Regions from separate parts of the Mus musculus genome. Here regions 2, 3, 4, 5 and 6 are each linked to region 1. A link is a loop called in an ENCODE intact Hi-C map of the cell type or tissue named here. Cell type or tissue: left cerebral cortex. All regions are shown on one strand. Region 1 overlaps Gucy1b1 (guanylate cyclase 1, soluble, beta 1). Region 2 has its middle 24 kb from the start of Map9. Region 3 overlaps Gm29921 (a long non-coding RNA gene). Region 4 has its middle 36 kb from the start of Gm29921. Region 5 holds the start of Gucy1a1 (guanylate cyclase 1, soluble, alpha 1). Region 6 has its middle 7.7 kb from the start of Map9.

The links. A loop is a pair of places that touch in the nucleus more often than their neighbours do. Peaks named below come from ENCODE experiments on the same cell type or tissue, not always from the same donor. Only the 100,000 strongest peaks of a DNase experiment are listed, where the experiment ranks them.
Region 2: a loop joins it to region 1, with 10 times the contacts of the local background. A loop is called at or near these places in 33 of 42 quality-filtered maps.
Region 3: a loop joins it to region 1, with 2.3 times the contacts of the local background. A loop is called at or near these places in 3 of 42 quality-filtered maps.
Region 4: it touches region 1 in a loop (2.4-fold over the local background); 2 of 42 quality-filtered maps call a loop at or near these places.
Region 5: a loop joins it to region 1, with 2.4 times the contacts of the local background. A loop is called at or near these places in 2 of 42 quality-filtered maps.
Region 6: a loop joins it to region 1, with 4 times the contacts of the local background. A loop is called at or near these places in 9 of 42 quality-filtered maps.

What each region holds. Positions count from the first base shown.
Region 1 is chr3:82,044,511-82,049,510 of GRCm38, reverse strand. It overlaps Gucy1b1 (guanylate cyclase 1, soluble, beta 1), which reads left to right. Exons shown (of 14, transcript NM_017469.4): 5 at 2,801-2,998; 6 at 3,882-4,112. Among named protein-coding and RNA genes, the nearest start is that of Gucy1b1, 28 kb to the left of the region's middle. In left cerebral cortex, a CTCF peak has its summit at 2,007; DNase peaks (open chromatin) are centred at 1,350, 1,955, 2,908, 3,240 and 1 more place; H3K27ac peaks cover 1,212 bases.
Region 2 is chr3:82,331,189-82,336,188 of GRCm38, reverse strand. No RefSeq gene overlaps it. Among named protein-coding and RNA genes, the nearest start is that of Map9, 24 kb to the left of the region's middle. In left cerebral cortex, a CTCF peak has its summit at 2,341 (motif pointing right); a DNase peak (open chromatin) is centred at 2,378; H3K4me3 peaks cover 211 bases.
Region 3 is chr3:82,188,950-82,193,949 of GRCm38, reverse strand. The region is part of intron 2 of Gm29921 (a long non-coding RNA gene); the gene reads left to right. Among named protein-coding and RNA genes, the nearest start is that of Gm29921, 45 kb to the left of the region's middle. In left cerebral cortex, no CTCF peak of the experiment used is centred here; DNase peaks (open chromatin) are centred at 885 and 2,671.
Region 4 is chr3:82,270,027-82,275,026 of GRCm38, reverse strand. No RefSeq gene overlaps it. Among named protein-coding and RNA genes, the nearest start is that of Gm29921, 36 kb to the right of the region's middle. In left cerebral cortex, no CTCF peak of the experiment used is centred here; DNase peaks (open chromatin) are centred at 270 and 2,818; H3K27ac peaks cover 1,508 bases.
Region 5 is chr3:82,142,148-82,147,147 of GRCm38, reverse strand. Gucy1a1 (guanylate cyclase 1, soluble, alpha 1) reads left to right here and starts at 1,202. Exons shown (of 9, transcript NM_021896.6): 1 at 1,202-1,476. Gm29921 (a long non-coding RNA gene) reads left to right here. Exons shown (of 9, transcript XR_867373.2): 8 at 380-500; 9 at 599-750. In left cerebral cortex, a CTCF peak has its summit at 2,921; DNase peaks (open chromatin) are centred at 2,050, 2,347, 2,538, 3,600 and 2 more places; H3K4me3 peaks cover 3,054 bases; H3K27ac peaks cover 1,736 bases.
Region 6 is chr3:82,347,850-82,352,849 of GRCm38, reverse strand. No RefSeq gene overlaps it. Among named protein-coding and RNA genes, the nearest start is that of Map9, 7.7 kb to the left of the region's middle. In left cerebral cortex, a CTCF peak has its summit at 2,328 (motif pointing right); a DNase peak (open chromatin) is centred at 2,302.

The sequences.
Region 1 (5,000 bases):
AAACAAAACAAAAACAAAAACCCAGTTTGCTTTCCAGGCAGAGTCTCTATCTCTACATTTCTGTGGCCAATTTACAAGTTTTTGATTAGCTGTACTGGGAGCAAAGAGAGGAGGTCTTGGATTTTTGCATAGTTTGTAGTTATGTATGAACTTATTTTTTGCCATGCCTGGTATATTTTTTTAATGTGCATCATTTTGAAGTAGTCCAAAAATCTTAAAATATACGTGCACCTTAAACGTATTTCCCCAAAGAACAACAGCTTCCTACATCTGTAGAGCACACTCCTTCTCGAGCTGCAGCAAGCAAGACCCACAGCCCAAGTGTAACAGGAATCATTTTTCCTTCTTCTACAAAGCGCAAACACCAGGAGACTGCTAAAGTGGCCTGGCAGCTGCAGAATTCTCGCATAGAAAATATGCCTTTATTGTCTTTGTGAGAGAGGGAGCACGAAAAGGTATCAGCACCGTTAGAAATGGAATTAAAACCTCAGGCTAGATTTTGGTTATCGGAACAAAAACATCACCCATTTTAGATGATGCTAAGGAGAAGCCTAAGCATATTTGAGGTTGCTCCATGGCTTCCTGGAAGTTGTTCCTGCTGAAGCATCTGTGTTTACATTTTCCCACGACTTTTTGGCTCTTTTGCGCATGTGCGAACTCCTTGTAACTGGCCCTGCAGCTGCTCTCTTCCTGTACTTACCTCCATGGGTATATTTAGAAATAAAACAATTCTAGTTTTGTGATGAAAGGTTTATTGCCCAGAATGTATCAATATAGCTATGTTAGTGAACAGTCAAATGTGTTTAGTTAGCGCTATCAAATGTGAATAGCTTTTCTCTTGGCCATGCTAAGGGTCCCTGTTTGCGATTTCCAGAGGATATTGTAACTAGAGTAGTTTAAATGTGAAGACTGCGCATTTATTAGCAATACAAGTGTGGTGAAAATAATTTAAATTTAATCACAATCCCATTTCTTAGAAGAGACGGGTCGTGGTAATCGCTTGAAACTTGATAGAGTAGAACTGAGTGAGGAAAGCGGTAACTGAAGAAATCCCGAGAGTGAGTTTTGTGTGGGATACTATCTAAAGAAAATCAATATTACATTAAGTGGTAAATCTCTCATGCTCCAACAAAGCACTCAGCTTGTGCATTTAATTAGTAGCAAATTCAATACAACAGCAAATCCCTGGAGACTCGGTTACCACAAAAAGGCTTGAACACCATACCATGCTCAGCCTTTGTAGTGACCCTCTTGCCTGCAGGAATGCATCTTAGCAAGGCTGTACTTCCACTATTCAGACCTTAATCGTGCCCACACCTGTGCACAAATTCAGATGGCTGGCCTTGCAGGAAGGGTGCTACCTTTGATGTTTCACCTGTCCTGGGTGACCAAGTCCAGTGTCAGAACTGCCTTACCATCAGGGTGGCCACTGGTAGAAATGGTACCTTTGTCACTGCCAAGGGATTGTCTTGACTGCTTGTAGGAATGTACAGAGGGCACAAAATGAACCAAAATGAAAATTGATAGCAAGCAAATGGCGTGGGTCTATTGACTAGGGAATATTTAAATATTTTGTTTAGAAAAATGAAAAAGTATTAAACCACCTATTTAAGATAGCTTTCTTTCATACAAGGAGTATAACGCAGTACTTGGACTGTAATATGGAAGAAATGAGGTTTTAATGCAGCCACAAACTCAGCTCTGACTTTGTGGAAAATGGAGATAAAAGTAAAACTCTTAGCAATACATTTTCTTCTCAAGAGGTTTTTCTCTTTCAAGATTGTTACATCAAAAGTTCGGCAGGGGTCCTAAGGTCCTGCAGCGGAGCTTTCGGGTCTTCTCTTCACGGGGAAAGATTTCCACAAAAACAATTTGTTAAAGAAAGAATCCGTTGTATGGTTCAACTCAATAGAAAGAAATATGAAATTCTGGGACAGGTGGGTTCCAGGAATGGCATGGAGCATGCTAGACTGCCTCTTAAGTTTCACGCTACAGCAGCGGCCCCTAGAGGCAGTCAGAAGAAGCCATGTTTTAAAACAAAATAAAACAAAACAAAACAAAACAAAACAAAACAAAACAAAACAAAACAAAACAAACGCTAGCTTGACTTGATTTTTATAGAGATATTAGAGGGAAGAAAACAGAAGTCATTATAGACTGAAGCACCCAGACTGACACTGGATTTATTCAGTTCATTGAAACAGAGTAAGCCTTCAGGACTCTCTGTGCCTGGCTCTATTTCCTGGATCTCTTCATTCCTGCATGGGACACATTATCAACTAAATGCTGGATTGAATTAAAAGTGTAGCTTTCTTATTTCTTAGGTCAATCTGAATATAAATCACTTTTGAATTTTAGGAGCTAATAGGTGCTGAGAAAGCATGTTCTAAGTGACAAGCTTACAAAAATTAGGAAGTTTAATTTTCTAAGCCTAATACCCATTCAGATGGGTATTATAGTGCGAGCAGAAAAGAATGTGGTTGATTTACACAATGTTCTCTCCTGAATACTACAGTGTGCAACAACAACAATCTTAGATGCCTGCTTTTCATCTTAAGTATGCTCTTGAGACTTGCCGTTAACAATCACATAGATTCGTCCCAACTATTCTGCTCTCTTTTCATTCTCTCTGTGGTACTTACCTCAGAGCCATCTCAGGGGCGCCATGAAGGATCCCCCTAGGTAAACGTTTACACTAGTGATCTGCCCAGCAAACCCAGATGTGAACCTTCTCTCTGCTGTTTGCATGCCTATGACCTCATAGACATTCCTAGTCACTATGCTTCCGTTTTCACTACAGAACCTCGATGCCCTGCATGACCACCTCGCCACCATTTACCCAGGGATGCGCGCGCCTTCCTTCAGGTGCACCGATGCGGAGAAAGGCAAAGGGCTCATCCTGCACTACTACTCGGAAAGAGAGGGGCTTCAGGACATCGTGATCGGGATTATCAAGACTGTTGCTCAACAGATACACGGCACTGAGATAGACATGAAGGTAGTGTTCACCCGCTAAGATGTTCCGAATATTGGAACATTTGAAATGATACCTCACTGATTGCTGCTTGTGGGCTACATTAGCGGTATCTGTGAGCCAAAATGGCGAAAACCCCAGAAGTCTTCTCTTTTTGGCCTTGAAATGCATTATACTGGGCGATTTCCCCCTTGCAACAGATTCTCTTTCTATTTATATGTTACTCAAGGCAAAAAGAAATTCAATTCCTCTCCGTGAATACACGCCAGCTGGAACTAGGGTGGGCCATGTGACATGCGAGTTATCAGATTGTGGAGAGTGAAATGTAAAGAACATTAAATTAGCCGATTTTACAAATCACTTATTCCATGTGAATTCTCTTCTCTTTCCTAAAACGTACCAAGAACATTTTTATCATGTCAACCAAAAGTCTTTGTGTTCTTTCTTGATTTTGCTTTTTAATCAAGTTGTGCTGGTGAACTTAGCCAAGCCAGCTCAGGTCTTTTCCTGATGCTATTGATAACACTCTTTGCTATTTCTGAGTGGCAGTTTTAAGGTGTCAATACAGAGAGCATGCAATGAAAAAAAATGCTATTTTTCTGTCTCTGACCTCTGTAGTTTCTCCTAGCCAGGTACTTTGTTTTTGCTTATCATGTTTAGTCTCAACCATAGTTTCGTTGTACAAACATCCCTGTTCAGGAGTCCTACCCCAGGAGGACAACACGGTATATTCTTCCTAGTCCACTCAAAAGGCCATGTGTGCTAATGAGAAATTTATACCAGATTATAAATAGTAATTATGTATTAGTAATTATGGGGAATGTTCATAAGCAGTCCCTTACATTCAGATATTATAAAGAAGCTAAAATACCAGCAGTTAACCACATTTCCTCCCATTGACATCTAGGTGATTCAGCAAAGAAATGAAGAATGTGATCACACCCAGTTTTTAATTGAAGAAAAGGAATCAAAAGAAGAGGATTTTTATGAAGATCTGGATAGGTTTGAAGAGAATGGTACCCAGGAATCACGTATCAGCCCTTACACCTTCTGCAAAGCATTTCCTTTTCACATCATATTTGACCGGAACCTAGTGGTCACTCAGTGTGGCAATGCCATCTACAGAGTGCTCCCCCAGGTAAAATGCACAGCTCTACCACCTTGGGATCTCACACACACACACACACACACACACACACACACACACACACACACATGCACACACACACACACACACCATTACAGGTTCCATTCGTTAGCAGGACCGATCCCACGCACTTATAACCTAAATGTGTTTGAAAATACTGAAAACTTCCTTAGGGCTTTTATTTGTGTCTACTTTAATCACTTACAGGGAAAGGAGGGAGTTGTATGAGATCGGTAGACTTGCTTTGTGAGAAAATTGGGAAATTGCTAAGAGCAGTCAGCTTTCACTCCGGTTTGTTTATTAAATAAATATTCACTGCCTAGCTACCTTCCAAAAATAGCTTTCAAAACCAGCTGTTGACAAGGGGAAGAAGGAAATTTACAAACAAGCAAGATGAAAAACATAGACAGTACCATGGGAAGAGTGGCAGGGCTAAGAAGGACCCCAGGCTCTGCAGCCACAGTTGGTTTGCACTCCCAGGAGTCATGTGAAAACTCCCTGTGCACTCACTTTCTCTCCTGTCCCATGTTAGGATTTGTCCCTGGCATGTATGCATCTGGGGCTACCATTTGCTTTAATGCAGGACCAAATTACTGGGGTCTTGTGGAAAGCTGTAGATGTGGAAGCAGAAGAGTGCTTTGTGCTTCCTGTGGGCTCTCTCGCTTGGTGTGTGACCTTGCCTGTTTCCCTCGGTCCTGACATGGCAGGAGGTCCCTTCAGTCAGTTACTTGCTTCATCATCAGTGGGCACTTTGTGTTAGCACTTCTATTAATATTGACTCTCCTTGGATGTTTTGTAAGGAAGTATTTACCGGTGTTTTGACTTCCTGGCATTTGATACCACAGGCATCTTCAGTTTAGAAGATAAATCTCCTTTTTT
Region 2 (5,000 bases), 290 kb before region 1:
TTACTGACAAAGCAAAAGTTTGTTTCCCCCAATAGAATCTCCTTAGATATAATAACTACACTTCAGAGTAGGCCTTATCCACAGGAGTTGTTGGCCAGCAAATAACAAACTCAATGATATCATTGTAGACTTTTTGCTTCATTTTGTTTTGTTTGGGCATTTTTTGTTTTTGTTTTATTGGTCTTTTGCTTGTACGTTTCTGGTGTGTGTGTGTGTGTGTTTTGTTTTTTTGTTGTCGTTGTTGTTGACTTTGTTTTTGTTTGTTCATAGGGTTGAGTGGGCAAGGAGGATCCGACAGGAGTTCGGGGAGAGGCAAATCATGATCAGAATAGAGTATAAAAAAGAATCTCAGATAAAATTTGAAAAGTCAGCCAGATGTAGTGGTCATTGTTTTGATCCCAGAATTTCAGAGGTAGAACACGGGGACCTCTCTGAGTTTGAGGTTTACATAGTAAGTTCCAGGGCAGCCAGGACTACATAGAGAAACCCTGTCTCAAAACAGACAAACAATTTAAAAGCCAAGAAAAGATAAAAAAAATAATAAAAACAATAACAGAAAGTTAATCGTGGGGAAAACTAGTCTTCAGCACATAAGAAGAACTTAAGCCAATGCAAATGCTCTGAGCTGTCTTCTCACTTTTTCTGGGGGATCTCATTGGTGGCTTGACTGACAGCAGGAAGTGGAGCTGCACAGCTGTTCATCACTGTGGGGAGGAAGATGCAGATGGTGGGAATAGGCTTACCTCACCATTTAATGTATAGCCAGGACTCTGTTCTCTCAAATCTTGGGGTTAAACTTCTCCAAATCAAATGAGCTAAGTACAAGGCTAGGTTTGGGGTGAAGAATAAATGTGTTTTCTAGATGCTATGAATAAGACACTGATTGTCTCATAAAGCATCATTATGTTTTTTTTAAAAAGAAGTACTATTCATTTCCTTTGCATGGAGAAAGATTCTGAGAGATTTTCCAATTCAATAAAAATTTTGTTAGCCAACGTAAATTTCATAAAAATCACCTTAGAAAAGTCTAAAGATCTGCCTCAGCTTACTGGTAAATATATGAATTTATTCTATACAACATTCTCCTCTGTGTCCCTCTCCATCTCAGTCTCCCTCTCCATTTCCCTCTCCATCTCTCCCCTTCTCTCTATAATTTGCCTATGAAAGTGTGGCTGATTAGTGGTAGGAAGAGTGTCTATCTACAGGTATATGTAGATTGAACATTGTTACAAGCAAATGGCTCTAATGTAAGGTTTAACTGTTTTCTGATTGGGCTAAACTGTTTAATCAGATAGTAAAGCCTTCCAGAAAAGGCCAGGGATGGGACACTATGTGATAATTAGACAGTATCAAGTATTCTGGTCTGTTCTTCCAGAGCAGGTGACTTAATAATAACTTCAAAAACATAGACAGAAGGATTTTGAATGTCTTGATATAAAGATCCAATTGAAGTTTCATTGCACTTAAACATGACAAAATGAAGAGATGTGTCAAAATGCCCCGTGGGACTCAACAAATATCTAGAATTTCTTTTCTTGTATGTTAAATAATTGCATGCAAGGAAATGTATTTGACCTGAAGCCCATATGAAGAAAGTGTGAATTATTGTATGTTTTTATACAGTGTTTATAGTTTGCACAGTTTTTATACTTATATTCACGTTTAGTAACTGTCTTTCTGGAATCTTCTCTTGACTCAATCCTGTAGGCACAATCACACCTTTCCCCGCAGTGAGGCCCCACTGCACTCTTCCTTGTAAAGCACCCATCTCTCTCCTGGATCATCCGGTTCTGAAGAGAGGAGCAGTGAGGAGGTGCTGACCTGGCACAGGGACGCTGGGTGAGTAGGCTGGGTAGCTTGCTGTGGGGCTGGACGGCTGTGGTCCAGCACTGTGCCTGATAGAAAGAAACTAGTGATACTGGAGCCTTACAGTTCAGACTGGATACTTTATACTCTAAGTTCTCCCTCTTTCACCAGCTCTGCCTTTGTTTGCCTTTTCATGTCCCATCTTCCTCCTACTTTCATTTCTTCCAATATATCTCCAACATTCATATGGAGACAATGTACCTCCAGAAGCTGACGTACTCAAATGTAAGCAATACTGCTGTATGTATTTTCTGTCATCCAAAATTTAAATGCAGTCTGAATTCTAACAGGAAGAGGTTTCTTAATGTCTCAAAAAGCTTCAGGAATTCCTATAAGCTCTCTCGCGACTCTAAAACATAAACAAAACCAAAACAAAATAACAACAGAAACACTTGAAAACATTTCCCTGGCCAATTGTTGAGCACACAACGTTTTTTTTTATTTCAACAGCGTGAACTTGTGCAACGGCAGCAGATAACCTCCAGGGGGCAGTATAACGCAATGCTGCAGCGACTGCGCCTGAGGAACAGTCGGTCATTAGTTCCTAGTTTTCTCTTTGTCTAATGAACCATTTCTAGGGGAAAGGTCTCTAAAGGAAAACAGAATTTGTCCTTTGACCATCTTTTTATTTTTGTCTCACTGCCGTGTACTAACGAAAAGAGCACATGCTACTTAAGTTTAGGATATCACGTTTAGGACTGAGAACGTAAGATTCCTGATTCAACAGAATTTCATTGCCTGCCTGCTTAGACGGACACCCACTCCCCCACCCCCACCCCCACCCCCAGCTCTGGAGAGGAAGGAAGAAGCACGGGACCCTGACATTTGCTCAGAGAATGGCAGACTTTGTCCTCTGAAATTCTAGTTTAGAGGTTTGCATAACTCAAAAAGGTCCTTTAATGTAGGATCATTTTCAGTGAGGACATCATGAGCCCACCAAGGACCAGAAACTAGGATCCCGACTCAAGAGCAGAGCCTGGGCTATGCTCACAGCAGACAACGCAGAGAACTCTGTCCCCTTTACTACACTCCAGACACTCAAGCCCAGGTGGCATTGCTGGGCTGCCATTACGTAGTCATTGTGATCACACAAGTTTGTTTGAAACTGTTGTTTTAAGAGGTTTTAGAAAAGTGCATTTAAACAATATCTTTTGATCTTATTACCCACCACCTCCTTTCAACTTTTACCAAACTGTTTTCTCTTTCTTTGTTCCCTCCCAACTTTATTTTTTTCTTCTTCATTATTATTATTATTATTTATTACTGAGAGTTATTGAATATTTCTAGTATAATATATAAAGATATTAAATGCAAATGAGTTTGAAAACCGGTATATTTGCATATCTGTTTATTAAAGATACTTTCTATGATATGTTCTGGTACAGATAAAATAAGCTTTTGTGTATTTAAAAGGAAAGATTTAAAGTATGACAGACTCTGAAGTTAGAGGAAGTGAGATGTGGAGAAGCAATGTCCTCTGAGCAATGCCTTCACTTGCTACATTCTGAGAAAGGTTGGAAAACCCACCGGTGTATAACATGTATAAAGCAAACCCGGCCAGGCTGCTGTCGTTCCCACTCTGTGTCTCAAGCTGCTATCTCTCTAGGCTTTTCCAGCTGTGCATCTCCTGTGCACTGAATAGAAGACCTAAGAAATACTTGGTTCTTCATATTAGCATAAACTAATTAATGCAAACCAAACAGATTTATCATGAAACTAATGAAGCGTAGGCTCCAGGGCCATCCCTTTCCAGGCTTTATGAGTTCTTAAGGGTTTTAAGGTCTTTGAGGAGGCAAAATATTACCAGCTAGTGCTTCTCATGTAAGGAGTCTTGGTAACTGCCTTAGGAGTTCTCAGGAAAAAGGGATTTTCTTTCTAAGGCATCTATAATTATTTAATTTATTTATTCATTTATTTATTTATTTATTTACTTACTTACTTAATTTACATCCCACTCACTGCTCCTTCTGTTGGTCACCCCTTCCAACAGTCCTTTTCCCTTCTCCCCTGGGTATGCCCTCTCCCTGGCACATCAAGTCTTGGTACATCTGCTCCCACTGAGGCCACACAAGGCAGACCAGCTAGAAGAACATATCCCAGAGACAGGCAACAGCTTTTGTGATAGCCCCTGCTCTAGGTGCTCAGAACCCATATGAAGACCAAGCTATACATCTGCTACATTTGTTTAGGGAGTAGGGGTAGGTACAGCCCATCTCTGAGAGCCCCAGGGTTCCGGGTTATTTGATTCTGTTGGTCTTCTTATGGAGTTCCTACCTGCTTTGGGCCCTACAAGCCCATTTCTTCCACAGGAGTCCCCAAGCTCCATCACTGTTTGGCTGTGGGTCTCTGCCTCCCTCTGAGTCAGGTGCTTGGTGGAGCCTCTCATAGGACAGCCATGTTAGACCCCTGTCTTCAAGCGTAACAGAGTATCATTGGGGATTGATGCTCACCCATGGGATGGGTCTCAAGTTGGGCCACTTATCAGTTAGCCCCCTTCCTGCATTTCTTGTAAACAGGATAAAATTTGGGTTGAAAGTTTTGTGAAAGTTTCTATCATTCCACTAGGGTTCCTGCATAGGTACAGGAAGTAGTCTCTTAAAGTTTCATATCCCCACTGCTATGAGTCTCAGCTATGGACACCCCCATTGATTCTTAGGTGCCTCCCATATGGCAAGTCTCTACCATAACTTCTAGATGTTCCCTATCTCCCCATTCCTGCTATCTGGCCATCTCTCCTATACCTTCTCACATCTGATCCTGAATCTCCCCATTCCTCCTCCATATCCCTTCTCATTCCCTCTTCCACCTTTCATATGCCCCCATGACTATTTTCTTCCCTCTTCTGAGTGAGATTCAAATATCCTCATTTGGATGTTCCTTCTTGTTTAGCTTTTTTAGGTCTGTGGAGTACAACATGGGTATCTTGCATTTTATGGCTAATATCCACTTATAAATGAGTATATACCATGCATATGCTTTTGCAACTGGGCTACCTCACTCAGGATGATATTCTCAAGTTCCATCCATTTGCCTGCAAAATTAGTGATGTTTTTATTTTTCAAGGCTGAATAGTATCCCACTGTATAGATATAGTACATTTTCTTGATCCACTCTTCAGTTGAGGGACATCTAGG
Region 3 (5,000 bases), 140 kb before region 1:
ATAGAATTATTGGAGAAATCTACTGGCAGCTTTCCTACCAATCTAGGTCACAGTCACTAATCCCTTGAATTTGTTCCAGGTCTATGGCAGGCCAAACATAGCACTATGTATTTGTTTGTTTGTTTTGTGTTATTTTGGCATGGCCTTGTCCAACATCAGAATTTCTCTTCCCAATTAAAACTTTATGGATTTTTTTTCATCAGTTTGAGTAAAGTATCAGCAGAACCTTAGATGGGCCTTACCAAAACATGATCCCCAAAAGTAGGCCTCTTATTAGACCCTACCTATTAAATGATCCATAATCAACATTTCTCAATAACAGCATGCCCAGGTAACCAAGTGCTAGACACATGGACTGCTGGAAGATGCCCAGACCTAAGTTCACTTTTTCTTGCCCTGTTTACTAATATGGCTTCCTTGTTCTGCTTTTTAGATTTCTTTTTCAGAATATGGCCTCCTTTCCTCTCTGTTTTTTTTTTTTTTTTTTTCTGCTGTCCTCTCAGCCTCCTTATATCTTTCCCTTCACTTTTAATTCCCCACTTGGACAAAGCATTCATCATAGAAAAGGCAAAGCTTCCACTCTGGATTCCCAGTGATTCCATACAATTGTTTTATAGAGACAGATAGCATCTCCACCTTCCCCCGTTTTCAATGGTGGTTTCAAAAAAAATAAAGAGACACCATACTATCGGGGGCTGAAATAAGAGATAGTGTGTCATTTTGCGGACTGCCTTAAAAATTCTATACAGAGGGAATGTAAATGATCTGTACCAAATAAACACTGCAATTGCTTTTCATAGTTCTCTGTTTATAGAATGACAAGCATGCCCACTCTCCAATTTCCTATACAGTCACAAACAGAATGAAAATATGTCAGGGATATTTTTTCACTTATTCTGGAACAAAATCTACATGGCACACTGAAGAGGATAATTTTAGTGAAGGGAAAAGGCAAAGGAACATTGTTATTAAATTCAGACCTGGACTCTGAGCTTCTCCACTGCCACTGGTATTCCTCTCTGTAGCCTTTGGAAGGCAGTCTCTGCTTAACAAGGAAAATACATTCAAAAGGATGTGGAAGCTGTCTAGAACTATTCTGAAATGTCCTCAAGCAGGGTAAAGTGAGCTCTGGAAAAACTTATTTCTAATCAAAAGTACTGTGAATTTGAAATAGATCTAAGTCAGGGCAGGCAGGTATTACACATTGATCTGGGAAGTACGGGCAAAAGGGGAAATGGTGGGTTTAGAAACTTTCATTTAAATCTTAAAAGTGCAACCAAAAGATTAAATGAACATAGAATCGTGGTTCCTGGACAAGAAGCATCTCTTCATCAATAAGAAAGTCAGTCCATGTGAAGAACAAAGCTCTAATACTCATACTGATAAACATAGCGAATCATAACACAATGTGGGTGTAATGCCATGACTGTGCCAAAACAAGCCATAGTGCACAGCTGAAGGAATACAACAGCACAGCAATGCCATCAATCTGAGCCTTGATCTGATACAGTGCAGTCAATCCTCCCAGCTTGGTTTTATCAGCTTATGGAATCAAGTTCTGTCCTTGTCCTAGACACTGAGTCAGGAAGATCTCTAGTTTACTGCTAGGCTGAACTACACAATGTGTCTCAAAACCATATGAAACATACCCATTTCACTGATAAAATGAGACATGTGTAAAATCACACAAATATTTATGATATGTTATGTACTTTAGTGATGTTTTACTTACTTTGTGAGTGTCTAAGCCTTTTGTAAAAACGAATAAATAACTTCCTTTGGGTTTGATAGCAATCTGTAGCAGAATTCCCAAATTGATGGAACAAAATAGGAAAAAACACTTGAAGCCATAAGTTATATTTAGGCCTTTGTCAAGCAGCCAGATTCCATGAGTTTTGCATTTCTGACCCTTTGCCATCTTCCCACATAATCAACCCTTTAACCCAGACTTGGATTAAAGGGAATAACAGTATTTTTTCCCTTGTCTGTTTAACTTGGCTTAACCTTTGGTAGAAACTCCTCTTTCCCACAGCCTAATTCCAAACAAATTGTCATGTTAACAATACCCTAACTGTGGTTAACTCAGTCTTTTTGCCAGTGAACTTGATGAAAGGCCAATAATTGGGTTCTACTTCCTTTTTAGGTGAGAAAGTAATTATACCTAAGATTTGACTTCTATTCTTATTGGTGAAGCTCCAGCTCTGCTACACTAAGACTGAAAAAAATATTTCTGTCTTGAGAAGTTAGGGGAAAAAACACAAAGAAACCACAAGGGAGATATTATCAAAAAGAGTTAGAAAACACATTTTGTTCCTTTTTTCTTCAGTACATAGCAAGGCATAAAAGAATGCTAGGAAACTTTATATAGGTTTCCTTCAAAAGTACAGATAAACCTTATAATTATGGAAGTTTTGGGTGGGAAGTTGGGATGGGCAAAACATACTGTTTTCTTTTTATTCCAAGCCACAGAAAGAAATATAAGAGTTTAAAGTACTGATTACTTTTTTATGAATCAAGAATGAAACAAAGAAATTAATACATCTGTGATGCTTTGGATAGAAAAATCAAGAAGAGGCTTGGATGGAAAAAGAGGAGAAAGAGGAGGATTGCCATATGGGACAGATTTCGGTCTTGCTTTATGTTGCTTATGTCATTGCTGGAGGAACAGTACCAAGGGCATTTTTAACAACATCTGCGGAGCTAGGATTGGAGCCCAGTGGTACATTGCCAGGCAAGTGCAAGTAAGACTCTGGGTTTGATTCCTATCACTGGAAAAAAAAAATCCTACAATGGAGCATGGAAGGATGGATGACAGATCTACCAGATACTTCACTGGGCTGCAGCTTCCCTGTGTCTTTGTCAGCATTTTCTATGTGGGGGTCGATGGGAAAGGCAGGTGACATAACATCTCCATAGTACAAGGGATGGGCTGTAGGGGCACCCTTATATAATTATATGCAATTCAGAGATGCTACTGGCTTACTAAGGGGCTTAAGAATTTGTTTAATTGGGCATTTCTCAACTTTATTTCAGTCAAGAATATTTCTCTCTACCCCTCTTCAAATACATGCATTGCCTCATATCTATGGTTGGTATGTCTTAAAAGTCTCTTAGGATTTTGGTAAATTCTAAGGAGAAATATATTAAGGAAATTGAAAGTCCCTGGAGGGATTCAATGGTTAATACTAGTGGTGAAGAGGAACATTTCAAAGGCTGAGCCTTTCAGAGGTAAAGATGGAATATATGGAACCTTAACTTTCATCCTTTATAGCACCCCATGCAGGAGGCGCTTCCTTCTCCACTATTAGGAGCACAATAGCAACCGAGTGAGCATGACTTCTGATCTTTGCTTGGGGAAGTCATCTAAATTTGTGAGCTTAAGAGGAAAGGGATTTAATTGGCCTTACAGTTCCAGAGGAATATGATCCATCATGGCAGAAAAGAACATGGCAGGAGATGGGAAGGTGGTTGGTCACATTGCATGACCTTTAATAGCCTGAAAGGAAGGGACTGGAGGGACAGAAAGTGAAATGGGCTATACAGGCTCAAGGCCCATACTCAACGACACATTTCTTCAGCAAACTTCACTGCCAGAAGGAACAACAGTTCAATGGCATGGACTTATTAGGGATACTTCATATTGAATCCACAAAACTACCCAATAGCCATCTGGGAAGAATACCTCTGGTTGCCCTTCTTTGCTTCCATTGCTAACTGTGATCACAAATGCAGGACTACTTGCCTATTTGCGTATTTTCTTTGTTGTTAAACCTTGTGATTGGAGAATACCTCTTCAAGGTACACATCCTTTCCTAGTCCTGTTTCTTCCTTTCTGTTGTTCTTGCTTTTATCTTCACTGACTTGGATGTTTCCACACTGATGAGTTCCTGTTATCTCAAACTCAGCTAGTTATTAAAAATGTAATTGAAAGTTTTATGCAGTACATTTTTATTATATTTCTGCCTTTCCCCTAACTCCTTAAATATTTTCCACTTCCCTATCTACCCAACTTCATGATTTTTTTCTTTGTCTCCAAGAAACAAAGCAGAACAAACCGAATAACATAACACTAAAACCAAAGCAGAAAAACAAATAAAAATAAAATAATAATAATAAATAGCATATGAAGCCCAAACAAAACAAAGCAAACAAGAATCACGTGCAAAAAACATGGAGTCTGTTTTTTTGTTGACCAACTAACTACTCCTGGGCACGGGCTCTGCCTTAGAGTGTGCTTGATACACTTTGTCTCCCTCTGTTGAAGAGAACTTATTTCCCTTCCCCACTACGTATCCATTGCAAATAGCTTCTCAGTTAGGGATGGGGATTTCATTCACTCGTCCTTCTCTATGCTAGGGAGTTGTCTTGTTTGAACGTGTGCAGACATTGTGTATGCTGGTATAGTCTCTGAGTTCTCATGTCCACCATTTCTGTTGTGTTGAGATGACACTGATTTTTGATGACATCACTACTTTTGGGTCTTATAGTCTTTTTGTCTCCTCTTTCTCTTGTATTTCTGAGCCTTGAAGGTAGGGCTTTTATAAAGACATCCCATTTAGGACGGAATGTTCCACTATCTCTCACTCTCTGCACATTTTTCAGTGTGGATCTCTTCGTTAATTACCATATGCTACAAGAAGAAGCTTCTCTGATGAGAGTTGAGCCATACTCTGCTCTGTAGGTACAGCAATTCATCATTAGGTGACATTTTATTGTTGTGATTCTTTAGCAGAATAATAGTAGTAAGTTTTCCCCTAGGCCTATGACTGATCTATTCTCAGATTCTTGGCCACTTTAGCAGTGTCAGGTATGTGATTCATCTTAATGAGTGGGCCTTAAAACAAACACACACAAAAAAAAAAAAGGAAAAAAAAGAAAAGAAACAAAAGTTGTTGGTTACTCTTATAACATTTGTGCCATTATTGCATAGGTATGTTTTGCCAGCAGATTGCTGTTGTAGGTGGTTGGGGTATAATCATCAAACTCAGTATGGTTAACTA
Region 4 (5,000 bases), 230 kb before region 1:
TGAACCTGACCCGTGAAAAGCTGGAAGGCTGCTCTGTCTGACCGAGAAGTCTACATGACTTTTGTTTGCCCTGTGAATTAGAATAGACACTACTGTAAAATAAATGCAATGAGAATAGGCGGACAAGACCCTCTCCCTGGAGGGAGCAAATGATAAGATCAATACAAAGAGTGTCAGTGATTGATGGCAGCTGTGCTTGGTGATGGGTGCCAGGCAGGGCTTGACAGGCCCGTCATGGGAAACGCTGCATGTGACTGTGTGACTTTCTGACATCCTGTGCATGCAGGGAATGAAGAGGAGGAAAATCTCCTCCCAGGGCTTTTATGCTGCCTGCCTGAAGTCGAGAAATGACAGTCAGTGATTACAGTTGGAATGAGAGATCTCAGACAGGGTAAGAGCAAGCCAAAAACTGCCTCTTTTCTCTGCCTCTCTGCTCTGCTCTTCCTTTTGTCTCTTCTCTTCCATCAAGATGGAGTGTATGAGGGGAGAGAGAGAGAGAGGGAGAGAGAGAGAGAGGGAGAGAGAGAGAGAGGGAGAGAGAGAGAGAGAGAGAGAGAGAGAGAGAGAGACTGAGAGAGCGAGCGAAGTGTGGAGCAGTGTGGAGAGCCTATCTCAAGCAGAACATAGGCTGTCAGCTTGTAACCCATGATTTGACTTCAAGTCATTTGTTTGGCTGCTGCCAGATACCCCTTCTCTCCAAACTGCTCTCCAAGCTGAGGCTAGTCCTTAGCACCAAAGCCCTCATCCACAATGACACATTTCCTCCAACAAGGACACACCTCCTACTAGTGCCACTACCCATGGCCAAGCTTACAAACACTTGAGTTTATGGGACCCATTCCTATTCAAACCACCACAGCATCCGTCTGGTTCCTAAGAGCTAAAGAATGTACCAGTCTACTTGAACACGCATCTGAAACACATTTTTCCAATCAGCTTTATTAGAATGAAGTTGCCTGTTGACTTCCATGATGATGCTTGTGGACTCTGGCCTCTCATGTGGCCTGAATATTTGTTTGCCCCTCCCACAGAAGAGCTAAATTACTTTATGAAGCAAAAAAGTAAACTATGCCCGAAGAATGCTTCATTCCTGTGTTGGTACAGAGAGCTTAACTCTTGAGAATATTTTATCATAAGAGACAATAATTCTTCTAGTTGGAAGAGGTAGGGCTCAAGTCAGAAGAGAGGGAGGTTCCTCATATCTGGGGCAGGGACGATGGCCACAGGATGGTTAATAGAGTTTCTCTGCAGACAGCTACCTCTTAGCACCCTGGTGAGTTAGCAAACTCTGGAGGAATGCATGGCCTTTCACCACCAGGTTCACAGACTCAGCAGATCATAGTATTTGTGGCTGTCAGCAAAGATCCTTAGTTCATAGGCTGAAGTGCAAGGATCACACATATCAGCTTTCTTGAACTGTCCTGGAACATTTTCTGTTTCCCTGAAACACTTTTTAGTTGAAATTTCTGTTGTTTTAAGAGAGTTTTAGTTTGAGTGTTAAATTACGTGGCAGTTCTTGATGAAGAAGACAGTCCTTGTTTGTCCAAACTGCTTTATTCATGGCATATGAGGATACATATTACTTGCTCAGGGTAAACTAGAAATTAAATATCTTTTGCAGGAAGGGGTATCCAGGCAGGGAAGCTTATTGGCTAAACACTCCGGGGCCCATTTTGAAACCTCATTAGTTTAGAGAACTTAAGTGCTATGCTATGTGACCGACTATTATTATCCTCTTAGTGGGTTGTTGTGGTCACATGCTCCAGGACAGGAATCTGGCTGGGAGCTAGTTTGAACTCCCACTGTTCTCAACTATGAGTTTGATCTGGGTTCCGAACTTTACTGCTACCTTACTAGTTCTTCTGTCTGTTGGCATGGACCCCTGCCCCACACTACTCCATGTGTCATGAGGAAAGAACCTGCCCTTGATTCCTGCTTTTCCAAAGCATTGACTGGGGACCAATGGGAAGCTCAGACGCTTGCGGTTTTACACAGCCAGGGCAGACATTATTCACCACTGAGCTCTCGACCAAACTGAAATGATGACAGGATCCACCTGTAAGGTAGGCTTGGAGCCTTTCTGGATATTCCCTATGACAGTCCTCCTGTCAGTGACCTCCTGTTCAGACTTCAACAAGACAAACTTCACAAAAGCAGAAGACCACATCAATAAAATGTCAGTGCCCAGCAAAGCTTTGGGTTGAGGGTAACATTATATTTATCTTCAAATTCTGGTTACATTTGTATCATTGGGTTGCATGAAAAAGCTAAAAATGTTTTAAAGACTAATGGATTCCCTTGTTGCCAGGGATGTGGATGAAGTGGCTTTATAAGCCTACAGACTTGCATGACTAGAAGCTGCTCAACTTGGTCCTTACACTGTTCCCATTCCAATCCAGTGGGTTTCCTGCTAAGAAATCCCAAAGTTCTCAGTGGGAATTAAGTCTCTTCTGTTTCCTAGCAACCCATTGTACTGATTATTGACTCAATAGGAAACACCATATTTCTTGTCTGCTATTATCGAATCAACAGTTGGTGGACGTTTAGTTATAGTGTTGAAAATGTCAGTAAACATAGATGAACATCTGTATCTACAGTAGGATAAAGAAATGTTCTTACATCCCAGTATGGCAGGGACACGGGGTATATTCATTTCTTATTTTCTGATGTACTGTTGCCTTTCCACAGAGGCTATGTCAGTGTGTACTCCCACCGACCATAAATGATGGCTCTACATTCTCTCCACCTCTTCACTTTTTTTTTTAAATTTGGTGTCCTTTTTGTTCTTCTCCTTAGTCATTCTGACTGGGTAGAGATGAAGTCTCAAAATAGTCTTAATTTGCATTTCTCTGGTAGCTAAGGAAGGCCAGTACTACTCCTCCATCTCAGCTCCCATAGCTCATTTTTCAACTGGGTTGTAAGTGAGTTGGGTGTTTAGCTTTCTTCTTCTCCTCCTCCTCCTCCTCCTTCTTTCTTCTTCTTCCTCTTCTTCTTCTTCTTCTTCTTCTTCTTCTTCTTCTTCTTCTTCTTCTTCTTCTTCTTCTTCTTCTTCTTTTCTCCTCCTCCTCCTCCTCCTCCTCCTCCTCCTCCTCCTCCTCCTCCTCCTCCTCCTCCTCCTCCTCCTCCTTCTTCTTCTTCTTCTTCTTCTTCTTCTTCTTCTTCTTCTTCTTCCTAGTTTGAGACACTAGTCATCTGTCAGCTAGCTAGCTAGCTAGCAGAAAATTTTCCAATGCTGTCTGCATCTCTGACAAGGTACCAGCTTTCTTTGTAGAACAGGGGCCTTTTATTTTCATGAGGTTCCACTTGTTGGCTGTTGGTATTATTTTATGGGCAATTGAGGTCCTGTTAGGAAAGTCCCAACTTGAGCCTTTATTCTGAATTGTACTCCCTACTCTTCTAGAAACTTCAGTTTCCCGTATAACTTTGAGATCTTTGATCTGTTTGGAAATTGGAGTGTTCCTACCCAGGGCATAATGCCATAGGATGGCAAACAACAATAATAAACTAACAAGCAAACAAACAAAAAAATCCAACAACAACAACAGCAACAAAACCCCACAGTGACAGATGCTGTTAACAGAGAGTTCCAAGGACACCTCCCACAAAATACAGACTATTGGCATTATTCTTGGCTGTACAGCAGAACTTGGTGGTATGACCCTATTGCTGAAGATGCCATACATGTTGGTTATAGGACAGAAAGAAATCAAGTTGTGTTGGTATTGACCAGAAAGCTTTCTCCAAGGTAAATGTGCTTCCTGCCAAGCCCGATGACCCGAGTTCAATCCCTGGGTGCACACAGTGGAAGTAAAGAATCAACTCTCCCAAGTTGTCCTCTTACCTCCACACGTGTGCCATGGCATGACCACTTCCCTCTTCCCCCAACTTTCCAATACATGCACATAAAATACAATAAATTAACAGAAGCAGGGAGACCTCCACGAGTTTTAGGTCATCAGGGATATACAATGTCTCTTCAGAATAAATGTTAACAACTACACCCAATGAGATAAAAATTTAAAAGCTGTATAGAAACATGTCAGAAGTCCCCTCTAATGCACTTAGTACACAGTCCTGTGGTCTGTGTTTCTTTCCCTCAGAGTGTGTTCCCACTTATTCTTTATCCAAGTGTGTTGCCTTTCTTGCCCCAACCCTCAGTATTTGTTTTAGTCAATGTCTTGGGGACAACCATGAGGAACAACCACAAGGAAAGCACACAAGGCAGAGTAATAGTGCTGTTGTCTGGGGTCATATCACTCACCATCCCTTATTCTCAGCCCACTGTGCAGCCATGAGACTCTGTTCTCTACAATTAATTGCTGACAGCCTTGTTTGATTAAAGCTGAGAGAAGTATTTGACAATGAGTATGATCAGCAGTTTGGTGTTATGAGAGTTTATCTGAACAACAGGAGTAAGTTACCTCCAAGAGCTCATAAACCCCTCCCCTGAAACACTGGTGTTTGATTAGGATTATAGTATTAGACATTGATTAACACCTATGGATTTGGACTCAAATGCACTCAAAGAACTATTGGTTATTCCAATAACAGACATGCCACAACTGAACAGATGCACATACCTTGCCTGATTGGTTGACATCAAAACTTACAGGGCTCATAGTCAGGCAACACAGTTGAGGTATTTTCTACCTAAGTAGCCTGCCTAGCACTTTCTAGCACTAAGAAATTTAACCTCCTAGGACTAAGTTTCCACCTCAATTCCTGTTTGATTTCACCATGTCTTGTAAGCATGGTATATGGCAACTTGAGCAATAAGGTCTTGTCATCTAGTTCTGGTGGCAACAAGAGGAATGGCAATGGCCCCTGTCGCTTTGGGATCCTCTGAAGTCTCCTTGATGAAGAACTCTTATGGAGGCATCTCACACTTGGCATTAGGATTTTTGATTAATATCTCACAGCTTCGAGGAGCATTACTGTTAACCATGCAAGCTGGTCCTCTTTCAAGCACTTAGATGTATGTAAATTTTAAGTGGTTTATG
Region 5 (5,000 bases), 98 kb before region 1:
GAACAGTACAGCAGAGACAGCACCCTGTGCCCTCTGCATCCTCCTGCACTCCACTCACCTTTACCTTCTACCCCATCTTATCTCCTGGCCACCACACCACCACCTTGCCACCTGCCTGTGGCCCTTTGTTCAGTCTCCTCTGCTACCAACAAGCAGTTCCTTCCACATATCCTCTTGCAAAACTGAAGGGCCCTTCAAGATCCCACACTGACACCATTATTTCAGAAACATTTTATCTGTCAGAGGGATGCCCCCCCCCCCACATGAATGTTTCTGTCATGTTTTATTTACTTTAAAACTGATAGGGCTGGCTGCTTTACATTATGAGTCCCTTTGTTTTTGTTTCCTTTTGGGCCTTACGTTCATGGTCTGAGAATAGATTTCACTTTTCCTGCTGAACTAAGAGAAGTTCATGAATTGCTCTGGGAGTAAGAGAAGCTTTGGAAATGACAAGAAAATAACAACAAAACCCAAAACAGAACCAGCAAAGGACCTACGAGGTTTGGTTCCATCTTAAGGCCAAAGTTTCCCTGGTTCCTGTAGCTGTCTTGGCATTTCTGGCTAATTCTGTTTCTGTCTACTCCCATCCATTCTTTAGGACAATTCTTATGGTTGTTTTCACTGGACAAAACGTTTCTCATATGAGTGGGGCCTCCTCAGTGAGACCAGAGTCGATGATGAGTCGAAAGTAGATATGTCAAGATAACTTTTTGTCTTAGACTTCTTGGACTTGGAGGATTAAAAAGACACCAGGAGTAAGTGTGTGTGTGTGTGTGTGTGTGTGTGTGTGCATTTTTGTGTGTACACATATGTGTGTATGAACAATGATTTAAAAATAAAAGAACAGTTATGCACACACACATGCATTAACAGCAAATAGGGCTGAGTGTAGTGAACCAAATAGAGGCAAGACCTTACTCAAAAAAAAAAAAATATTCTTGTGACCACAAAATTACCTTTGAAATGAGTAGAGTAGCCTCAAACCTAAAAGCCAGGCCACCAAAGCCACCCAAGGAGAAAGAAAGTTCCCCACCAGGTTTCAGATTCAGGAAACTACAGTGGTTCTGCACCAGCTTGTACTAGAGAAAATGTTTTTAGTTTTAATGTGCCAACTTTTCAACTTTTCTTAGAGTCTCTTTTTTTCTCTTCCTTGTCCCCTTCCCTGCTATGTGTGTGTGTGTGTGTGTGTGTGTGTGTGTGTGTGTGTGTGTGTGTGTGTGTGTGTGTGTCTGCCTTTGGTGGTTTGGAGGATGGCGACTGGGCGGGAGCAGACTCAGTTCTCTAGCTGAGCCTGGGAGAAGTGGGAGGGACTCAGAGCCGCGGGTTTCTCACACACCGCCTTCTAGGCAGCCCTCCTCCAGTGCCTGCCAGCCGGACCGGACCCCAAGGCGAAGAGCAGCAGTGCACAGCCTGGGGAGCCAGCGGAGCAAAGACACCTTTGGCCCGATGCCCCTGGCCTCCTGTGATCGCATCATGGTGGGTTCGCTCAGCTGTTTGCTTTTCTACTGTTTGGGGACTGGAGAAGGGGACGAGGCACGGTACTGAGACGTGGGAAGAAGTCCTGTGCGGCAGGGAAGAGACAGACTAGAATTCTTTGGGTCATGGCAGGGAAAAACAAAGGCGAGAAGTGACTACAGCACGGTGGGAACCAGCTCTGGGGGTGTTTCGTGGGTCCCTCCGCGCCACTAGCGCAGGTTAACCATGATGTGCTCTGTGTGGCCTTGAGTGCCCTGGGTGAACCCGCTCGGGACCGACAGGTGCGACTCCAGTGTCACCTCTCAGTCCATCACCAGCGCCACCGCCCTTCATCTGTGATCTAGTGCGGCTGTGCTCTGCTGGGTGGCAGCTCCAGGAGGTTGCGGTCCCCAGGTCTGGATATCACTAAGTAAGTGATAGCGGTGCCCTCGCTGGCCGGCCGGGACTCCCTGTGCATACAGCCCTCTACCAAGTCTTGGCTAAATCCTTTCCCACACCCTCCCCTGATCTCGTTCACCCCTGGGAAGCAAGATCACTGTTCCCACGCTGGGGAGAAGCGAGGAAGGGACTCCCGGGAGGGATAGCGGTCAGGGAGCAGCTATGGCTGAGCTCTGTGGTCCCGCAGTGGGAACGTGCGAGGCGTGGGCGACTGTCTCCCACGCAAGGCCGCCAGCCCTGGGCAGCTGGGTGGCATCCTTCACTCGGGAGCAATTCAAGGACGCCAGGACCTAAGAGTCCAGCTTGTGGCCCTCATGCGGGCTTTCCTCCGAGGATGGAGGAGCTGCTCAAAGCCCCAGAGTATACAAACTGCAAAGTTCCAGCCACTGCTGGGACCAGAGCAAAGTGTGCCTGCACAAAGGGTATGTGAGTGTGACTGCTTCTAAGCTGCTTTTCTCTTATTATTGACTGAGATGCATTGGAAGGTAATGGCCAGGCATCACAACATTCTCCCGGGCCTATCTGAGTTGACAGCCTGTCCTGGGTCCACAGTGTTATCTCTAAGTGAGTTTTGTGTGAGGGGCTGCATCCCAGTGTGGTCACATGATTCCAGGGTATGGGTTTCCTGAGCCTTTCTTTTGCTTTCTGGGAGTTATTCCTTCGTTTTGCATTTAAAAAGCACTTTACATTTTCTGAGGTAAATCAAATGGCTGCCAGCTCGCTCTCAGAAGTGATTAGATGCCTCTTGATTTCCAACATATTGCATGGTTTAGAGGAAGATAGATTACCTACATTTAAATTATCATAATGGTTTTTTAGGGTCATCGGTTCCAAAATAATTCTTGTCTATATTCGGACTAGTGCCAGGCTTAGTCGGAGCCCTGCTCACCTTTTCTATTGCATGCTCTCGGAGACACTTCAAGATGAGCAGTTTTGAGTTTTTGTTCATAATGAAAGAAAGAGCAATCTGTTGTTTTTCCTAGACTGTTGTCCCCCTTCAGGAAGTATCATGTCAGGTAGCAGTGATCAAGGGTGGCAAAGGACGATGACATGAAACTGGAGTTCTGAAGCAACTCTAGTACTTGGCCTTTACCGATTATTAAATGGTCTGGTCCATGTATTTATTTGAGGAGTCTTGTAGTCTCAGAAACTATACTCAAATATTTGAGCTGTTGCACTTTTAGGGAGATGGAAAAAACTCCGCTGCAGTACTGGCATTTAGAACCCCACAGCAAAATAACGACAGAAGTTAACACCGATAAGCTGAACATTTTCTGGTCCGAATCTTAGCCTCTGTACAAAAGGGTGTGGATGCAGACTAGCAGAAGACTTCAAGGGTTGTGCTACATACAATAGCTAAACATTTCAAATGCTGGTGAGGAGCAGGAGGGTGAGGAAACTGTATACACTACCTGGGAAAATGTAAACTTGGGAAGCTACTGTGGATGTCAGAATGGAGGTTCCTCAACATACCTAAAAATAGAAATACCACATGATTGAGCTCTACTCCTTCAGGTATATACAGGAAAGAGTTTGTGTCAGCCCACTGCTGAGATAATTACTAGACCCAGTAGCCAAGATATGGAGCCGTTCCAGTGCCTAGCAACAAGTGAATGGATGAAGATCATGCGGGATGTGTGCATGCTGGGTAGTTACACATTTGTTCCTCCATAGAGTGGAATAGAATTATGATGTTTTCATAGAAATGAATGGCAGTGGACAGCCGTAAGACATAACAGACATTCTCATATGCAGTCTAGAGTTCTATATGTGTATGAATGAAATGACTGTGAGAAGGGAGGGAAGGAGGGAGCCAAAGAGAAGAGGAGTGGAGACAAAGAGAACAACTGGATCTGTACAATGTGAAAACACAAGGAGAAACCATTTTAAGGAAAGAGAAGACCCACAGGATGGGGAGGGCAGTGGGCAACTCTGAACACTGTATACTATACACATACATATACACAAAAAGGCCACAATGAAATCCCATGCTTTGTATACTGAATAAACCAATAAAAGAAGAAAATTAATAGGAAATAGACTCATAAATAAAGTATTAAATGTATCGCTTAGCAAGCTTAGTGCTGTGATGTTTACTTAATAGAAGTGTGTGGTGCGTCGATGGGTAGATTTTGTTTCTACCTGCACAGTAAGATCGTTCCAGTTTAAGACAGAAAATAAAAATACATTTTTCTCACTGAAATATAAAGTAGTTTTGCTTACTATGGTGTCTCGCAATGCATGACACAGAAACAGCCTCATGAAGACCTCATTGTATATGTTCAGGTATCTTCTGCCATTTGAGCATGAGAAAAGAAATATGGAATTATGGTTTATATCCAGAAATGGGAAACAATTCACAGTACTTAGTGCCAGTGTCTCATAACTATGGCTTATTAGGAAATCTTGTTTCAAGACATTCTGAAAAGTTGTTTTAATGTGTAGACTTCCCTACAAGCTTAAATGATGACACTAAATTATGCTGTTATGAGTAATAGATCAGTAGAATACTTAGAGGATTAAAATTTCAATAATTTGTCATAGATATTTTCAGGCTTAAGAAACATCTTTTATTGAACAGTTAAAATCATGTAACACTGGATTGTATCAGAAACCATGAAAGAAACATGACTTCTCTTATTTACATTTGCTAGCACTACTTAGTGTGTGTCTAGGGGAGGGGAGAATATTGACTTTGTCTATAAGTTAGTTTAAGATAGCAGGATACGTTCTTCCAAGTCTCTAGTGAATTTTTAAGAAATAAACACCAAATAATTAGCTTTAAGAATGAGTCTCCTTAAGTGAGAGGAAACGGAAAGGTAGAGTAATATTTGGACAAAACAAAACAAACTCTATTATTGATGGGGGCAGGGAGAATTGTAGTAAATGGTGTTTTAGAATTACTTTCAGTGTCAGATGCTCAGGGAAATTGCTTGTTTTCCTTTGCTTTGGGAGGATATCCAACTTTTATGGAACTATTTTTATGCCACTTGATTAGAGCTATTCACCCGAGGGACTTTCCTCGGGCATCCTATGGGTTGTTTCTGCACATTTGTAGAAGGGATTGTCTCTCATTCGAGCCATCC
Region 6 (5,000 bases), 300 kb before region 1:
GGTGGTATGTGGCACAGCAAGTCAAGCATCTGCTACAGGAAGAGAGAGAACCCGAAGAGAAGAACGGTTTCCAGTGAGTGAGTGGCCAGTACTGTCCACTGGCCAGCTGAAGAGAAAGGAAATGTATTGGGAGATCACAGGGCCAGGTCATGTCCAGGTGGGCAACACATGCTTCACAGGGAGGTAGAGTGGAGTTGCACCAGCCCATGAGAGTCCCGAATACTCATCCAGTTTCAACTTGGCTTTCGGTGACATCAAGGTGACAGCTTTAAATCAGCTATGGTGGATTTTAACGTGGCAAATAGCAGCGTGCTATAAATCAAGGCTTTCCCTTCAGACTCCCATCCAAGAGTCAAACATTCCCCAGCACTTAACTTGACAAGGAAGAAAGTGAAGCTTACAGGCGAGCGTGGAACGAGGAGTGAGGAGGGACAGAGATTCGTTCCTGAAGGTAATGATGAAGGGAAAAAATAAAGTGTCACAGTATCTAGTGACCCAGGTAGGATCAAAACACTCTGTCTCTGGAATCTTCCAGGCAACAGAATCTTCACTTTTAATAAATTCTCATCTTTGCAAACCTGGACTATTGTTATGTAAGATGCTGACCCAGTGAATTTTCTCCTTTGCTGATCTGCTAGCGCACAGAGCATCTATCTGCATCCATTCTGTGTGTAGCCCCCTGAGGTATATGACAGAGAGTTGTTTCTGCTAATCTGTGTCTCTCTGCTTATTCTAGGAGCACGTGTTCCACTATGTTCCTAGCGGCCTTGTTTGTGATAGCCAGAAGCTGGAAACAACCTAGATGTCCCATGACAGAAGAATAGATACAGAAAATGTGGTTCATTTACACAATGAGATACTACCCAACTATTAAGAGCAAGGACATCCTGACTTTTGCAGGCAAATGGATGGAACTAGAAAATATCATCCTGAGTGAGGTAACTCAGACTTAAAGGGACATGCATGGTATGTACTCACTAATAAGTGGATATTAGAAAAAAAAAAGTACAGAATACCCAAGATACAGTTCACAGAACTCAAAAAGGTCGACAAGCTGAAGGGCTCAAGTGAGGATGCCTCAATCCCACTTGGGAGGAAGAGGAAAGCAATCACAAGTGGGTAGGGAGAGAGGGACCTGGGTAAGGGGACAGTAGGGGAAAGAGGCAAACATGATCTGGTATTGGTCAGGGGAAAGGACTGAAGCCCTGAGGGCCAGCAGAAAGAATGGAAACAGGCAACCTCAGGAGGTAGGAGGTGGGGCACCCTCCAGAATGCACCAGAGACCCAGGAAGTGAGAGACTCTCAGGACTCCAAGAGAGGGACTTTAGATGAAATGCCCTAAAGTGGGGAGAGGGAACTTGTAGAGCCCACCTCCAGCAGAAAGACAGGGCATCAAGTGAGGGATGGGGTTGCTATCTCACAGTTAAAACTCTGACCCATAATTGTTCCTGTCTGAGATGGAAATGGAGAGGAGCCTGAGGAAAAGGAGGTGCAGCAACATGTCCAAAGTGGGATCCAGCCCAAGGGGAGGCCCCAAGGCCTGACACTATTATTGAGGCTATGGGGCACTCACAAAAAGGGATCTATCATGACTGAAAGGCCCAACAAGCAGCTGAAAGAGTCAGATGCAGATATTTGCACCCAACCCATGGACAGAAACTGCTGACCCCTTTGGTTGAATTAGAGGAAAGCTGGAAGAAGCTGAGGAGGAGGGCAACCCTGCAGGAGGACCAGCAGTCTCAATTAACCTGGATCCCGAGATCTCTCAGACACTGAACCACCAACAAGGCAGCATACACCAGCTGTTATGTGGCCCCCAACACATATACAGCAGAGGACTTCAGAATCTGGGTTTAGTCAGAGAAGATGCACCTAGCCCTCACAAGACTGGAGGCTCCAGGGAGTTTAAAGGTCTGGTGGGGTTAGGGTATGGGGGTGGGATGTGGAACAGTTGGAGGATGGACCGGGAGGGGAATAAAAGCTGGAGTTCAAAATAAATAAATAAATAAATAAATGATTTAAATATTTTTCCTACATTTTAAAGTGTATAAGTTTTGTAGAAATAAATACAACTCAGTTTTGAAGAAAGCCCAAGAAAATGGCAAAATGGGTACCTAGTATTTTCAGGATGTTCAAGGAATGTCCATAGGCCAAATGAAGGTTCTTGGGATAAAGTGACTCACAGAAGCCAATTTTCAGTTAGCATTGCTATGATTTGAGAATGCAATTATCTCCTCCTTGTCTCCTCTGGGAAGCTTTCTCTAGAAGGGGGAAACAAAACAAAACAAAACAAAACTGTCGGCATGTACAAGTTACTAAGTTCCAGAAGATGGCAGCAAAGGATTCTATCCTATGCACCTATGTAGATAGAAGTAATTTTGAATAGTGGATCTTAAAATGATTTATTCTTTCAAAAATGCAAACATTAAAACGCTATGTATTTGAAATAATTTCATGATGCTTTTTACATGATCAGATTTGCCTTTGTATTATGAAGTTAAATGATTATTACTTAATGTAAAAAGAAAACATAAAATTCTTTTTAAAGGTTTTACATTCGCAACTGGCCCAAGTCAACTCCCTACTACCCCAAATAAACTCATGTGTAGGAATGCTTTGCCATAGGGAGTGTCACTTAGGAGTTATGGCCTTGTTGGAGGAAGCATGTCCCTGCAGAGGCAGACTTTGAGGTCTCCTAGCCTCAATTTATGCCCAGTGTGCCACACAATTTTCTACGGATGCCTATGGATCAAAATGTAGAGCTTTGGCTCCTTCTTTAGCACCATGTCTTCTGGCACACTGCCATGTCTGCCACTATGCTTCTCACCCTGACAATAATGGACTAAAGCCCTGGAACTGTAACTCAGTCCCAGTTATATATTTCCTTTTATAAGAGTTGGCTTTGTCATGATATCTCTTCACAGCAATGAAACCTTAACTAAGACAATAGTTATAACTATATTCTGCAAAATTTTAAGACGTAAAAATATTTACCTAAGACATACTCTTCTCTAATATGGTCATGCCACTCAAATATCCTTCATGCTGCCTTACTTAGGTTTTTACTGCTGTGAACAGAAATCATGACCAAGGCAACTCTTATAAGGACATTTAATTGAGGTTGGCATACAGGTTCAGAGATTCAGTCCATTATTATCCAGGTGGGAGCATGCATCGTCCAGGCAGGCACAGCATAGAAGGAGCTGAGAGTTCAACATTCTGTTCAGAAGGCAAACAGGAGAAGACTGACATCCAGGCACTGGGATGAAGGTCCTGAAGCCCTGGGCCACATGGATGCACTTCCTTCAATGAGGCCACACCTACTCCAACAAGGCCACACCTTCTAATAGTGCCACTCCCTGGGCCAAGCACATGAAATTACCACACATGCTAATTAAAAACTGAATTGTGCCTCCTTCAGTAGTTATACAATTACATGCACTTCTGGTTCATTGTTGATTATGTTTTGGAACCTCTTGAGCTTCCTCGAGAATTTTAAAATAAATATAAAGTATTTATATATGAGTTTAGAATAAATCCTTTACACAGAATCAGTGGAGTAAAGTATATACCACCAGCTGTCATTATACATATTGCCACAAATGCCAAAAAATTTCAAGTATTTGTAATCATATAAACTGTTTGTGAATACCATGAGAATAGTGTTTACCTAAATTTATCAGTTAATTAGGCACCTTTATCATACCCTAGAAGACACAATTTCTTTCCTAACATTTTCTTCTTGTTTTTTTAATGCAACTCAGTTTATTTTTTCCTCCAGAAATAATCTCACAGATGTACACAAATAAAAAGTTAGATGTCAAATAAAAATATACATACTACCCTATATCCTTATATCCTTCAGTTTCTAACATTAAACATTAAAAGATGAAGGGAAGAAAAACCATTCAAATGTGACTGGAAAAGTCTTGTCTGTAGGTAAAAGAAAAAATATTTTGATCTGATTTTCTCTTGTAATAATTACTCACAGGAATCATTTAATTTCGTTCTGTTGAAGAAATGTACCAGGTCATGGGAACTAAAAATAGCATAAAGTACTTCATGTTTAGAGCAAGCCATGATGAATGCCAAAGAGCCACCAAATAGTTTATGCAGCTTCAAAGACCTTAGCTGCCTGATCAGGCATTCACTTTTAGATATTTTATACACATGTGCTGCATAGCCAGCCCTAGAGTAAACTTTGATAAAAGTTTTCTACTTAGCCTCAGAGTGAACTTTTCTGGCCCTTGAGTAAATATTTTAAGGTGATGCTTTTAATCTTTGGATTTCTTCCAGATTTCAGCCACACTTTTCATTGTATAGCATATAAGCAATTCAGAGCCAGCTAAGGGTTTTGGTTAAAGAAAGAATGAAAAGAATGTTTCCTGTAAAGCTGTGTGCAGACTTTCCACGCCACTGTATAATGCAGTGTCTGCCTTCCTCAATAATGAGTTTTCTTGTTAAATATCAGCATTTTATGTTAATTGAGATCATTTTCCTCTGTTAATTTTCAGTCACACTTCAGAAAATGAAGAAAAAATTTATATTTCTTATGACTATTGTGAATTATTGTTTTGTTTTGTATCTTGAAATAATGCATCTTGAATTTGTGAGGGTTGAACCTAAAATGGCTATATTTGAAAAGGTATAGAAAATTCAAACCAATTTTACAGGGCTTGTTCAACATCTAAGTCTGTGGGAAGTTGGGGCTTGGTTTTAAAAGGTGAAACATCACTATTTTACCTATAGCTAAGTAAGAAGTTAATGGAATGACATTTTACAACCACCTTCCGGCATCAGTCTGAAGGTTTACAGTCTGTGTGCTTTAAACAATATGTAGGTAAAATCAAGAGCATTCCGATCCATTTGTAGAGTTATGCTAATAAGTTGAAACAGCTATACTTAATAGACTTTTACTATGAAGTGAAATTAGCATACTGTGGCTGTAACGTGATTTGATCCAGGAATCCTTTCGGCACCTGCTTGATTGGATGTATTGG